Regions from separate parts of the Homo sapiens genome. Here region 1 is linked to region 2. The links are chromatin contacts, found by Hi-C in ENCODE. All regions are on one chromosome and are shown on one strand. Each heading gives the region's core, a stretch centred on a gene start or an enhancer-like site at or near the end of the contact. The rest is flanking DNA. Distances are from core to core; before and after follow the strand shown. Region 1 holds the start of PIK3CD (phosphatidylinositol-4,5-bisphosphate 3-kinase catalytic subunit delta). Region 2 overlaps TNFRSF14-AS1 (TNFRSF14 antisense RNA 1).

Region 1 (6,651 bases), core at 1,191-3,690, 7.1 Mb after region 2:
CACAGTTATGGCTCACTGCAGTCTCAACCTCCAGGGCTCAGGTGATCCTCCCACCTCAGCCTCCCGAGAATCTGGAACTACAGGTGCACACCACTAAACCCGGCTAATTTTTTCTATTTTTTTGTAGAGACTGGGTTTTGCCATATCACCCAGGCTGGTCTCAAACTCCTGGCCTCAAGGGATCCTCCAGCCTCGTCCTCCCAAAGTGCTGGGACTACAGGCCTGAGCCATCATGCCTGGCCTGGGCCTCTGCTTATTGCAGCCTCTGGAGCCAGCACGGGGCCCAAGGTGGTCCTGAGAGGCCCAGGCATCTCTTGGGTAGAAAAAGTCCTTCTCTAAGCCTCAGATCCCTCATCTGTCCAAGGGACCAATAACAGCTGCTTTACTTCCCAGGCTGGATTGAAGAGGGTCCTTTAAGCCATTGTTTCACTAAGCAATTGACTGGCTCACCCTTCACCCTATCCTGGGAGGGCATGAAGCCACTGTTGTAATCTCAGGGGTGGGCTCACCCACCACCCCCATACTCTTGGTCCACCAAAGCCTGGAGGTCGCTGCTGTCAACCCAGGGCTGAGCAAGGAGGGACTTAGGCCCTGGGCTGTCTCCCCGAGCCTCTCAGTCATGCCTGCTGTAGGGGAGGAGAGAGTGGCCTCCCTCTACCCTCTAAATTCCTTGGCTGGGCTCCACATTAAATTTACATAAGGCAGATTAACAAGAGAAAAACCATGTGTAACTAAGACCTATGCATGGGAATCCCACAAAATACAAGACTGGATGAAGGCTCAGATGAATAAAGCTCATATAACATCCTACAAGGGACAGGAAACATTCCTTCAGAAAGGAATAGGGCTTGGGTCAGGTGTGGTGGTTCACGCCTGTAATCCCAGCACTTTGGGAGCCTGAGGCGGGTGGATCATGAGGTCAGGAGTTCAAGACCAGCCTGGTGAACATGGCGAAACCCCACCTCTACTAAAAATACAAAAATTAGCCAGGCACGGTGGTGTGCACCTATAGTCCCAGCTACTCAGGAGGCTGAGGCAGGAGAATTGCTTGAACCCAGGAGGCTGAGGCTGTGGTGAGCCAAGATCACGCCACTGCACTCCAGCCTGGGCAACAGAACAAGATTCCTCAAAATAAACAAAACAAAGAAACAAAACAACAAAAAACAAACAAAAAAACATGAAAATCAGCTGGGTGTCGTGGCGTGTGCCTGTAATCCCAGCTACTTGGGAGGCTGAGGTAGGAGAATTGCTTGAACCCAGGATGCAGAGATTGCAGTGAGCCGAGATGGCACCACTGCATTCCAGCCTGGACAACAGAGCAAGACTGTCTCAAAAAAAAGAAAAGAAAAAAGAAAAAGAAAGAAAAGAAAAGAAAAAAAGGAATAGAGGCTTGGGATCCTGGGGAGGTGGTACACAAGTTAAGGGAGAGTGAGGGGAGAGAGGGTAAGGTGAATGAAGCTTGTCTTCTTATGCGGATAAAATTTCTCAGGTAAGAAAAGTTAGCTCTGAGCAGCCCTCCGCCTGATACTAATACTTTACCAATGGAGATTTTCCTTTTCTTTTCTGTTTTTGAGACAGGGTCTCACTTTGTTTCCCAGGCTGGAGTGCAGTGGTGCCATCATGGATCACTGCAGCCTCCATTTCCCTGGCTCAAGCCATCCTCCCACCTCAGCCTCCCGAGTAGCTGGGACTACAAGGTGTGCACCACCACGACTGGCTAATTTTTAATTTTTTTGTAGAGACGGGGGTTTCCCTATGTTGCCCAGGCTGGCTTGAATTCCTGGGCTCAAGTGATCCTCCCGCCTCGGCCTCCCAAATTGCTGGGATTGCAGGAGTGAGCCACAGTGCCAGGCCTGGAGATTTTCTTTATAGATAGAAATCATTTTACAAAAGGACAGCTTTTCAGATCTACTCCTGTGCCTGCAGTTTCTAAGAATAATCCCTTCAAAATATGGCGAAGAAGTATATTTTGGGGTGGCACACGCTGGTCTCCCATAGTCACATTTTGGGTGTGTGTCCTGAGCCCCAACACTGGTCACCTCGCAATGGCGCTTGGGGTCCCTGGGTGCCTAGAGCTGCAGGTTACCCCCTCTTCTTCTCCTGCTCTCAGCCTTTCTCCCGCTCCTGCTGAAATTCTTTCCTGCGTGAAGGCGGAGCGCTTAAAGGCGCCTAGGACCTTTATTTCGTTGTTTTCCTTTGCATAAAAAGAAAACTTGTTTTGTAGAAGGGCAAGCAAGGTGCAGCTTCCAGAGGCACCTGGGATGATGCCCCTCTAGCGGTAGGCGAACTGGGGAGTGTGGGCGGCGGGGGAAGGCGAGGCCCTGGAGGACCTGTTGTTTTTCCTGTTGCAAGTGAAAAGGAAACAAAGTGGGAAGTGGAGTGTGCGGGTTGGCGGCAGGCGGGGCGCCCCGGCGCGCCCCGCCTCCCTCCCTCGAGGCTCACTCGCGCCCAGCGCAGTCGCTCCGAGCGGCCGCGAGCAGAGCCGCCCAGCCCTGCCAGCTGCGCCGGGACGGTAAGCGATCGCCGCTGGCTGCGTCAGGGGAGGTGGGAAGAGGACCGCGGCCAGGGGCTTTGGGAGCTGCGGCTGCGCTCGGGGGCGCGGGGCTGGCTGGCGGGCGTCTCTCCGGCACACACAGCCCGTGCGCCCTGGCCCTGGGCGCCTCCCCGAGTCTAGCGAGCCGGGTCCTGGGAGCCCCGGGGGCCGGGCTGCTGGGACCTGGGCGGGGGCTGCCCTAGAGGCCCGGGGCCGTCCCCCGTGGGCCCGCCGAGAGGGGCGTGCGCAGCTCCCCGGCGCCTGCACTGCGCGCCTTGCCCGCCTGGCCCGGCAGCGGGGTTTCAGCTGCGCTCACAGCGGCGGTGCGGCCTCCGGTGCGCCGGCTGAGGCGCGAGGATACTGGAAGCGCTCAGCGCGTGCGCCCGCTCCGAGCGCTGACTAGAGGACCAGGGGCCTCCTCTGTACGGCAGCGGGGTCCACAGAGAGCGCGCTGGTGATGTCGCCCGAGTGCCCTGGCGCGGAGAGAGGGCTGCGCACAGTTCGCCGGCGCCCGGGTCCTGTGCGCCCTTCCCAGCCTGGGCAAGTGGGGAGCGGGGCTGCAGAGGGGCCGGGGTGGAAGTTTTCGGGGCTTCCTCCCGGCTCGTGGACCCGCGCCCCGCCTCCCAGTCCCGGGCCTCCCGCGTTGCTCGCCGCGTTTGCTGCAGCGGCGCAGGCGAGATCAGCTCCGGATCTGCGGCCGAGCCGGGGTTACGCCGGCAAAACCGCCCCCAGCTTTGCATTTCCGGACTTTTTAAAAAAATACTCTTACCCGTAATTCAGCCTGAATGAGGCTTTTTAAAAAAATCGAGTTTCCTGTTTTTATTTAGGCTTCCTCATTTGCACCTCCTCCTTTGAGGTAGAGAAGAGGGGAACTGGGACGACCTTTCGTGGGCACCAGGATGGGGGCGTTGCAGGGCGGGGAGACGGGGGTCCAGAGAACCGGGGAAGGGCCGCTGGGAGGTCCCGAAAAGTGCGCTGTGGGTGGGGCGAGGGTGAAGCAGGTAGGGGCGAGATTTCCGGGGTCGCGGGTGGGGGGCGCCCTGGAGCGGCCAAGGTGCAGGGTCCTCGCGTGGCACCCTTGGGATCTGCCCAGTTTGCGGATGGAGCGCGGGGCTGATCGGGCAGGTCTCACTTGTGCAGGTGTTCCCTGGAAGGTGGGACCTGCAGATCTTGAACCCCACCAGACTCCATCAAGGGGGCTTCTTCCCGCCGATTCCTGAGAAGTCCTACCTCTGAGATGCTGGGCACAGCCGCACGTGGATGTGGGCGGGTGTGCCGTGGGTTGGAGTGGGAAGGGGCAATTATTCCTCTCTCAGGGCTCTCGGAGGGGAAGGTTTACTGCTCCCTAGGGACTTTGAAACCAAGGGCTAACCCCCTGCTCTCTTCCAGGAGAGTGGGATACCGCCCGGGTGCCTGACGGTGCCTTGGTGTTCTTGACAATTGAATGGTACCATCGGGACATTACTCCCCAAAGAACTGGTCGTTCTTACCTAGGTGATTTCAGCTGGACAACTGTAGGAGCTGAGTGGTGTTGTCTTCATTTTACAGTTAAGGAAACGAAGGCTCAGAAAAGTTAAATAACTCACCAACCCACACAGTTTACAAGTAGTTTCTCCAGGATCCCAGCTCTTTCCGACGCCAGCGCGTTTAATCATCTGGGGGTGCCGTTGCTTGCGGGGGAAGGAGAATGTCCTAGTAATTCTCTTGGGGGGGATTTGGAGGGGACGACTGTTCAGAGAGGCACCCTCTAAGATACCCTTGAGACTCCTCTGTAACACCCGCTGCTGCTGTTCACACCCCCTCCCCAATTTGATTGATGTGTTGAGTGGGGCGGAAGGTTCTTTTGGTTGATGAGGCTGCGACCAAACGCAAGGAGATATAAATAGAGCTTTCTCTTTGGCTCTCTCTAGAGCAGAAATGCCAACCCCTTAGCATTTCCATGGCCTGCTGGAGTTTCATTTCTTGATATTAGGATTCCAGCCATCTTGGCTGGTGAGAGGCCTGCTGGCGGCTTCCTGGGCTTGGTCCTCTTTTGGTGCTTTCACAGAATGATGGAAGACACTGGAGTGGGCTGGAGGAGTGCTCTTAAAACCCAGTTGTGGCTGAGAGCGGTAGCTCATACCTGTCATCCCAGTGCTTTGGGAGGCCCAGACGGGAGGATCACTTGAAGCCAGGAGTTCAAGGTTGCAGTAAGCTATTACAGTGCCACTGCGCTCCAGCCTGGGTGACAGAGCAAGAGCCCATCTCTGAGAAACATAATACAACAACCCAGTTGCCTGCTCCAGAGACAACTAAGCTAGCCTCCTTCTGAGCCCCACTTCCCCCGCCCTTCAGCCCCTGTTCAGAAACAGACTACATTGGCCACACTACTCACTTAGATGTTTCTGGAATTAGGGCACGTGCCCCAGAGGTACTCCCGACCACGCAGATGTCCCCTTCTGGCAGGAAAAGCGCGTTTCTGCGTTTCTGCAGCCTCAGTCCACGCCGCCAGGTCTTTGCACTAAGCTGTGGGCTCCGTTTCTCCTCCGATACCATGTTTAGCAAGTGTTTCCTGAGATCACACGGGGTGCCAGGGGCTGTGCTAAGAACAGGGCAGGCAGACTGGGAGGGCATCAGCCCCTGGGGGGCTTACAGGACAGACAGTCCACCAATGGTTGTGCGAAAGCCAGCCCGCTTTCGCACAACTGTCCGATGGAATTCATGGAGGTGGGAGTGGGGATGGTGAGAGTCGGTTCCTGCTTCATCTTGTTTTACTTAAATTGCACAGTGAAAGGGAGAAGTGAATGTGCAACGGATGAAGCAATTCCCCTTTGGCTGGGTTATTTTCAAAACCATTTTTGTGTAGAGAGCAGTTCCCGCCCTCCCTGAGGCCAGCTGCCGGTGTGGGCCTGATGGTGGGGTTTGGGGCCCCAGCAAATGTTTCCTTAACGTGGGACCTTCAGAAGGCTCTTTCAGGCTGGGCGCGGTGGCTCACGCCTGTAATTCCAGCACTTTGGGAGGCCGAGGTGGGCGGATCACTTGAGGTCAGGAGTTCAAGACCATCTTGGCCAACATGGTGAATATCTGTCTCTACGAAAAATGCAAAAAAAAAAAATTAGCTGGGCGTGGTGATGAGCACCTGTAATCCCAGCTACTTGGGAGGTGGAGGCAGGAGAATCGCTTCAATCCGGGAGGTGGAGGTTGCAGTGTGCTGAGATTGTGCCACTGCACTCCAGCCTGGGCAACAGAGTGAGACTACATTTCAAAAAAAAAAAAAAGAAAAAAAAGCTCTTTCAGCCAGGAGGGTGGCTTCAGCTACTCCCCAGGGGACAAGTGTGTTTTTCAGCAAAGCTGTTAGAGAAGATGGTCTAGAAGCAGTACCCCGGGATGGAGGAGACAAGGAAGGGCCCTATCCACTGGAGGATGGCAGAGCCTGGCTTGTTTGAAAGGGAGGAAAATATTGTCATCTTGGTACCGGTGACAGTGTTTCATAAATAGCGAAGGTGGCAAAACGCCACCTCTCTCCCTACAGTTAACGCTAAGACTGAGTTGTCTTTAGTTTGGTTGGTGGAAATCCCCGGCAATCATAGCAGAAATGCTGCCAGTTTCAAGATGGAAAAAATAAAAAACCCAGGAACCCCCCGCCCCCCCCCCTTTTTTATTGCAGCTAAACACTGTGACTTGCTGTGGGTCCTACCAAAATAACGGCCATTCTCCCCTCCCTGAGGGCCAGCACAGTCCCTAGGGCCTGTGAAAGTTCCCCTTCCAGCTGCACTGGCTGGATATGCGTGAAACTCCCCTCCCTCCCCAGAAGTCACAACCTTACCACCTCGGATAAGGGTCAGGGCTCCTGGAAATGGGTCCCTTTTCCTATTACTTTCTTTCTTTTTTCTTCTTTTTTTTTTTTTTTTTTGAGACGGAGTCTCGCTTTGTCGCCCAGGCTGGAGTGCAATGGTGTGATCTCGGCCCACTGCAACCTCTGCCTCCAGGTTCAAGCGATTCTCCCACCTCAGCCTCCTGAGTAGCTGGAATTACAGATGTGCGCCACTATGGCCAGCTATTTTTAGTATTTTTAGCAGTGACGGTGTTTTGCCATGTTGGCCAGGCTGGTCTCGAACTCCTGACCTTAGGTGATCTGC
Region 2 (6,496 bases), core at 2,219-4,718:
CCTGCAGACCCAGAGATAATCCGGGCTTTGAGAGGCTGTGAGAGGCTGGCCCGAGGACTTTCCCACAGCCCCACAGAAAGGGCCGGCAGCCAGCTGCTCACCCACAAAAGGCTCCCGGCCATTCATGGCCTCAGGCAGGCGGGGCTGTCGGAGCGGCAGCCACAGCCTACCTGGCCACCCCCAGCAGGACTTTCGTGACAGGGAGGCACCTCCCTTCTGGCCATGGGGGCAGGAGGTCTCCAGGGCATAGGGGTAGTCTTGTGCAGCCACCCAGGCCAGCTGCTACCCCCTCTCTTTTGGCCCGAGACTGGCACCCTTCCTGGGCCTGTCATTTATCATGGGTGCCTGGGTAAAGGATGGCTCAGGAGGACCCTGCAGGCACCCACTACCATGCCTGGCGCCGTGCCTCCACCGTCACACTACCCATTGCTCGCCCCCACACGCTGGCCATGAGTCCCCAGGGCTGGCACCTTCCTTGCTTCCAAGTCTGGCCTGCACGGCTCTCACACCCTTTGCAACCATCTTCTTGCCCACCCAGCAGCCCACCCTGTCAGTGTAGGGGGCAGGAGAGGGACCTGGTGGGGCAGTGAGCTGGGTAAGGCCTCCTCCCTGGACCTCAGTCTCCTTGTCTGAGGTGTGGGACAGCACTGCTGCCTCCCAAGGCTGATGGAAGGACCCCCAAGGGCGGCTGGTTAACAAATACCAGGTTTGGAGAAGCTGGGGTGTGGGGCTGCTGCCTGGAATTAACTGCCCAGAGCACCTCCAAGGATGACCTTTTAATATGAGAGCCAGCCCAGGGGAGGGAAGGGTCGGGGGCTTCCTGGGGGAGGTGGCCGCTGGCCTGGATTATCAGGAAGTGCAGGAGGAGGGTGGGGGCTTCCTGGAGCAGTGGCCCTGGCCCCCCTGTGCAGTAGCTGCGGCTCAGCCCCTTCCCTGGCCTGTCTCCCTGTTGCTTCCACAGCTGGAGCTGCCTCTGCGGCCCCTGTCCTCACCCCTGAGGAGGCCAGGCCCGGGCAGGTGCCTGGGCTGGGGCTGCTCCTGGCCAGGCTGGAAGACTGTCAGATGGAGGACAGGTCAGGTGGTCGGAAAGCTGGGGACAGGGAGGGAGCAGGTTTGACGGAGGGACGTATGGGCAGGCTCCTCCTCCCGGTCAGGTCCCACGTGACCCCCCAGCCACGCCTACCCACATCGCCCTGCTGGAGGCCGGGGGCGGGGGGAGCGGGGAGTGGGGGGTGTGGGGGGTGAGGGGGGTGGGGGTGGGGGTGGCCCGGCCCGGAGCTAGGGGGCGGGGCCGTGCTTCTTCTGGCCCTGGCCTCCAATTGGCTGCCGGGCGTGGGAAAGCGTGCACCACTGCCTGGCGCCCATAAAGACGCCTCCACCACCTGCGCCGCCGCCGCCTCCCGGCCGCCCTCCGCCCCGCGCGCTCGTTGAGGCCGGTGCTCCAGAGTGAAGAGCGTGGCGGTGCGGCGGTAGCGCAGGGCCCTCCTGCGGGGCCAGGCAGGGGCGGGTGGGCGCTCCTTGCCACCTTTCTGCTCTCCCTGCTGTCCGAGAAGTTCGTGCGGTGCCAGCCCAGCTCCCAGCTGGGGACAGAACAGGAAACGTCCCCGGCGAGCCTGGCGGGGGTGGCGGCAGGGGTGTCTGTCGCCTGCGCTGGGCAGGACGCGCGTCCTACCGGCCTCCCACTCCGCGGGCCTCACCAGCCACCTCATTCCCGGAGCCCGGGCCGCCGAGAGCGCCGCGGATGGACCTCAGGGAAGGCCTGGCGCGCCGCCTCCGGGAAGCCTTCCGGCCTTCTCCCTCCACCGAGTACTGGGGAGTCTCAGGCCACGGTGAATGAAGAGCAACGGGCCGGAGAGACCTCGGCCTCTGCCCAGGAGCAGCGCCCAGCAACCCCGCCCACAGGGGACCCGGTGGACGCCCTGGTGGCCACTTTGCCAGGCTCCCCATCTCCCAGCGAACCAGAGAGGATTTCCGTTCCCCTCCTGCTTGGTGCCTAGCGCCAGGGCGGGGCGTGGGCTGAGCAGCCCCTCCCATGGAGGGAGCGGCCAGTCTACATATTGGAGGTGGGGCTCTGGGGAAAGGGTGTTGTTAGGAAGGCGGTTTGAGGCAGCGGGAGGTGGGGATGCGCCCGGCGGGGAGGGGCAGGTGTGTGGGGAGGGCCTGGGGAGCGCCTCCCCAGCCGGGCAGCGCTTCCCCAGCCAGGCCCCGCAGCTGGACCCCGGCTCCGTCCAGCCTGGGAAAGGACTCCACGGTTTATGCTGAAGTGGTGGTGGGGTGGGTGAACGCTGCGCAATGGAAGGGCATGGCCCTGTGCTAATTGCCCCGGGGTGTGGGGCTGTGGAGGCACTGCGGGGGGGATGTGCTGTGTCAGTTGGGCAATGGCGGCCAACTGTGGCGTGCAGGCCTTGGAGCTGCCCCTCCATGGAGCTTTAATAAAGGCACTAGCCCTGCAATTTCTGCCTGAGTTTCTGGCCCACAGCTTGGCCGACTGCAGCCCCTGAGATTGGAGGCTTCTGCTCAAGACGTGGGCAGGGAGCTCGGGGCTCCCTGGGCTGGGGCCCTGCCCCGCTGGCCTCTACCCTGGCCCCTGCTGGAAAGCCCGTCAGGGCTGCTCTGAGCTGGGGACAGCTCCTCCCTGCCCACAGCAATCTGGGGGAGCCCCGGTTTGTCCAGTGCCCCTGTGAGCCCTGCTGTGTACCAGCCACCTGTGGGAGTGTCCGCCAGTCACCTCCCAATAGCTCGGGAGGCAGAGCGACATGACTCCATTTTAGAGATGAGCAAACGGGGCTCCTGCACTCTGGGACCATGACAGAGACACAGGAAGTGAGAGTGGGCTGAGGCCCTGCAGCAGTGGGGGCCGGCCTTGGACCGTGATCCAACCCGACCATGGCTGCCCAACCCCCACGGGCTCACCTGGCCCCTCATCGAACCATGTATTACCCGAATAATTTATTCTAGTGTCTGGGCCCAGCCCCGTGTCCCTCACTGACAACCAGACCATGGAGGGCAGCCCTTGTGTTTTCCCAGGGGGAGGGGAGGGAGGAGGGGGTGGATTCTTAAAGGGCTGCAGTGAGTGTGGCCCCAAATGCACACCCAGGGTTAGGCACGCAGGTGATGGCACAGGGAGCCCAGGTTCTAGGAAGTGGCACCTGCGGCCGGGGAGGCAGGGCCTGGATTTTGCTGCCCCCTGGTGGCTAGCGGCCTGTCCAGGCAAAAGGCTTGGACCTGCAGCCCCTGTGGCTCAGAGGAAGAGACAGAGGAAGAGACAGACAGAGGTCTGAGGTCTCCCATCAGAAGTCTCAGCTCCCAAGGCAAATTCAGAGGTGGAGGGTCCCTTGGCCCTGTCCCAGCTCTGGCAGGGCGGCCCCCCACGTCCTGGCCTGCTGCCAGGGGTCGCGCCCACAGCCCTGCACCGAGCAGGGAAGGCCCAGGCCTGGGTGGGTCTTTCCGCAGGATCCTGGGATGTTGCTTAGGGGAAGCCGAGACCAGACGGGCAGTCACCTGTCTGGGAAAGCACCAGGCCCTGGCCGGGTGCGATGGATCACGCCTGTCATCCCAGCAGTGTGGGAGGCCGAGGCGGGAAGATCACGAGGTCAGGAGATCGAGACCATCCTGGCTAACACGGTGAAACCCCATCTCTACTAAAAATACAAAAAATCAGCCTTGCATGGCGACGGGCGCCTGTAGTCCCAGCTACTCCGGAGGCTGAGGCAGGAGAATGGCGTGAACCCAGGAGGCGGAGCTTGCAGTGAGCCAAGATCGCGCTGTTGCACTCCGGCCTGGGTGACAGAGCCAGACTCAAAAAAAAAAAAACAAAACACAAAAAACAAAAAGGAAAGCACTAGGCCCTGCGGAAGTCCCCATGGTGACATTCACGTCCTGGCCACGTGGGCGGGTGTAGGGGAGGGACCGCAGGGAGGCGGAAGTCCTTGTTTTTTCCTGCAGTCGGCCCAGGCAGGACCTGAGCAGCCTGAAGCCATGAGTCGCTGCCACTGCTCTTTCTGTGCCTGGTGCAGCCCCAGCTCATGGGGTCTGGGCCGCCTCTGATCCCATGCCCCCCACTTCACACTTGGGGTTCTGGCTTCCCCGCTGTGAGCCTGTCTCTCCTCCGTGGGACAGGCCAGCCTGGGCAGCCATCCCTGTACCCACTGCCCAGCATATAGTGGGTGCCTCATAAATGTGGGCTGAACAGAGCCTGCCCCTGGGGCCCCACCCTCACTGCCAGGCATACAGCAGGTGCCTCATAAATGTGGGCTGAACAGATCCTGCCCATGGGCCCCCCGACTTCCAGACATAAAGTAGGTGCTACATAAATGCAGGCCAAACAGAATCTACCCTGGGGGCCTCCACTTCCCTTTGATGGGGGCAGAGACCCTCTGCCGGGCAGCGGCCACCCAGTGCCTGGGACAGGTGCCCCCTTCTCCCACCCTGGCCTATCTTGGGGCATCTGAGGGAGGACAGGGCTGTGCCCCCCACTTCATCCTCGAGGGTCTGGCTTCCCCACCTGTGAGCTTGTCTCTCCTCCGTGGGAGGAGCAGCACCGTCGTTTTCACTTTCCGTGATGACCACTGAGTGAGAGAAGATGACGGCAGCTCCTGCGTTTAAAAAGGAACCATCCGCGTAACTGCCGCAGGCAGGGCCCGTGCTCGGGCAGTGAGGCCTCGGCCCTGAGAAGGCCCGGACCCCACAGGCCTGGCCCTGGCTGAGAGGGAGTTGGAGTCCCCCGCCTGGGGCAGCCCCTCTGCACCTGGGGTGGTGGAGCAGGAGCTTGGCTGCAGGCGGGGCTTTCCTCCCAGCTCTGGGAGCCGCTTCGCTGCAAACGCTGTGACTGCAACCTCCGCCACCCAGGTTCAAGCGATTCTCCCGCCTCAGCCTCCCGAGTAGCTGGGATTACAAGGCACCTGACACCATGCCCAGTTAATTTTTGTATTCTTCCTAGAGACGGGGTTTCACCATGTTACTCAGGATGGTCTCAAACTCCTGATCTCAGATGATCCGCACGCCTCCACCTCCCAAAGTGCTGGGATTACAGGCGTGAGCCACCATGCTCGGCCTAGGTGACTTTTCATGGGGAGATAACACACAGGCATGGTGAGCAGCGTGGCAGAGGACCTGTGTGCAGGGCCCTGTCTCCCGCCGGGGAATCCTTCATCTGGGAAATCTCCGCTGCGGGACAGGGATGCTGTGTCGTCAGGACGCAGCGTCTCTCCAGGGCACCCGGGCCTCCTCTGAGCCTCTTTGCGCTCTTTGGCTGCGTGCTTTCTTTCCTGTGGCAAAAGGTACATGACGTTTTATTGACCATTTCAGCCATTGGCAAGTGTGCAAATCAGTGGCTTTAGTCCATTCGCAATGCAGCTGGACCCCACCCTTTCCTGATTCCCGCAGGCCAGGGCTGAGGGCGGGGAGGGGCCTGTGCAGCAGCCTGAGACCGGCTGTCCAATGGCAGAGCTTCCTTCTGGGAAAGCCATGGGTCCCCTGGGGCCCCATGCTGGAACCCCAGCAATGGTGGTTCACGTGTCTCTCCATCTCACTTCCCGTGCAAAAGCGACACAGGCGGGTACAAACCCAAACAGTGCAGACATGGAGGAGACAGAAGGTGAAAATGGTTTCTGAGCCCCTCCAGCCGCCCTCTGGGGACACCAGCCTGGCGTTCTTCAGACACAAGCACTCCCTGCAGCCAGGAAGAGGAGGAGGCAGCCGGGTCTTGGGCGCAGAGGGACCACCCTGTGAGGACATAGGGAGCAGGTACCATCTGCAGGCCCAGGAGGGAACCAACCCCACCTGCCCCTGCATCTTGGACTTCCAGCCCCCAGAACCATGACACCATTGTGTTTCCATTTCTTGAGCCCCCAAGTCTGTGGCCCTTTGCTTTGTTTTGACACCCCAGCAACATGAGCCCCTTCCCAACCCCTCCCCAGCCCTGGCCCCATCATCCTTGACCTCTCTCTCCCTGCAGGTTAGATCTGCCTGTCCCAGAATTTCACCTGAATCACAAAGCGTGGCGCCTCGGGGCCTGGCTCCCTTCACGTGGCCTGATGTCTGCATATTCATCCGCCGTGCAGTGTGTGTCCACGGTTCATTTTGTGTTGCCACGGAGCATCTCATTGTGTGGCCCTAGCCCAGTGTGTTAATCCGTTCACCTGCTGGTGGGTGTTGCAGTGGTTTCCAGCTCTTGGTTATCACCGAGAAAGTGACTGTGAACTTCCGCACACACGTTTTGCTGAGGACAACTCCTTCCATTTCACTTGGTTATTAGGAGTGGAGTTGCTGGGTCCTAGGGAAGGTGTGTGTTTCTCTCTAAAAGAATTTGCCAAACCGATGTCCAAAGCTGTACCATTTCAGGCTCCTGCCTGAAATCATGCTGTGATTGTCATTTCAGGGTCCACGTCTGACAAGTCCACCGTGGCTGCCCTTCTGGGCCTGTTGCTGCTGACTCACGTTCCCACGGCCACCTTTCCCTGCGTCTGGACGTAGTAGCAATTTCTCGTTGGATGTG

Evidence for each region. A loop is a pair of places that touch in the nucleus more often than their neighbours do.
Region 1: a map with no recorded cell type shows a loop between it and region 2 (27-fold over the local background). The contact joins the promoter of PIK3CD here to the enhancer-like site in region 2. A Hi-C loop is called at or near these places in 2 of 37 single-sample maps with no recorded cell type.

Annotation. Positions count from the first base shown.
Region 1 is chr1:9,649,291-9,655,941 of GRCh38, forward strand. PIK3CD (phosphatidylinositol-4,5-bisphosphate 3-kinase catalytic subunit delta) reads left to right here and starts at 2,441. Exons shown (of 24, transcript NM_005026.5): 1 at 2,441-2,512. It overlaps PIK3CD-AS1 (PIK3CD antisense RNA 1), which reads right to left and starts at 5,296. Exons shown (of 2, transcript NR_027045.1): 1 at 4,908-5,296; 2 at 3,320-4,753. RefSeq lists a silencer at 2,354-3,243 and enhancers at 3,424-3,493, 4,634-4,683.
Region 2 is chr1:2,545,008-2,551,503 of GRCh38, forward strand. TNFRSF14-AS1 (TNFRSF14 antisense RNA 1) reads right to left here. Exons shown (of 7, transcript NR_037844.2): 5 at 5,985-6,496; 6 at 5,566-5,724; 7 at 4,913-5,267. Among named protein-coding and RNA genes, the nearest start is that of TNFRSF14, 8.1 kb to the right of the region's middle. RefSeq lists enhancers at 1-578, 3,191-4,060, 5,277-6,476. Within about 2 kb of position 3,469, at least 38 of the 41 ENCODE cell types and tissues checked have a DNase peak (open chromatin) inside an H3K27ac peak, as active enhancers do.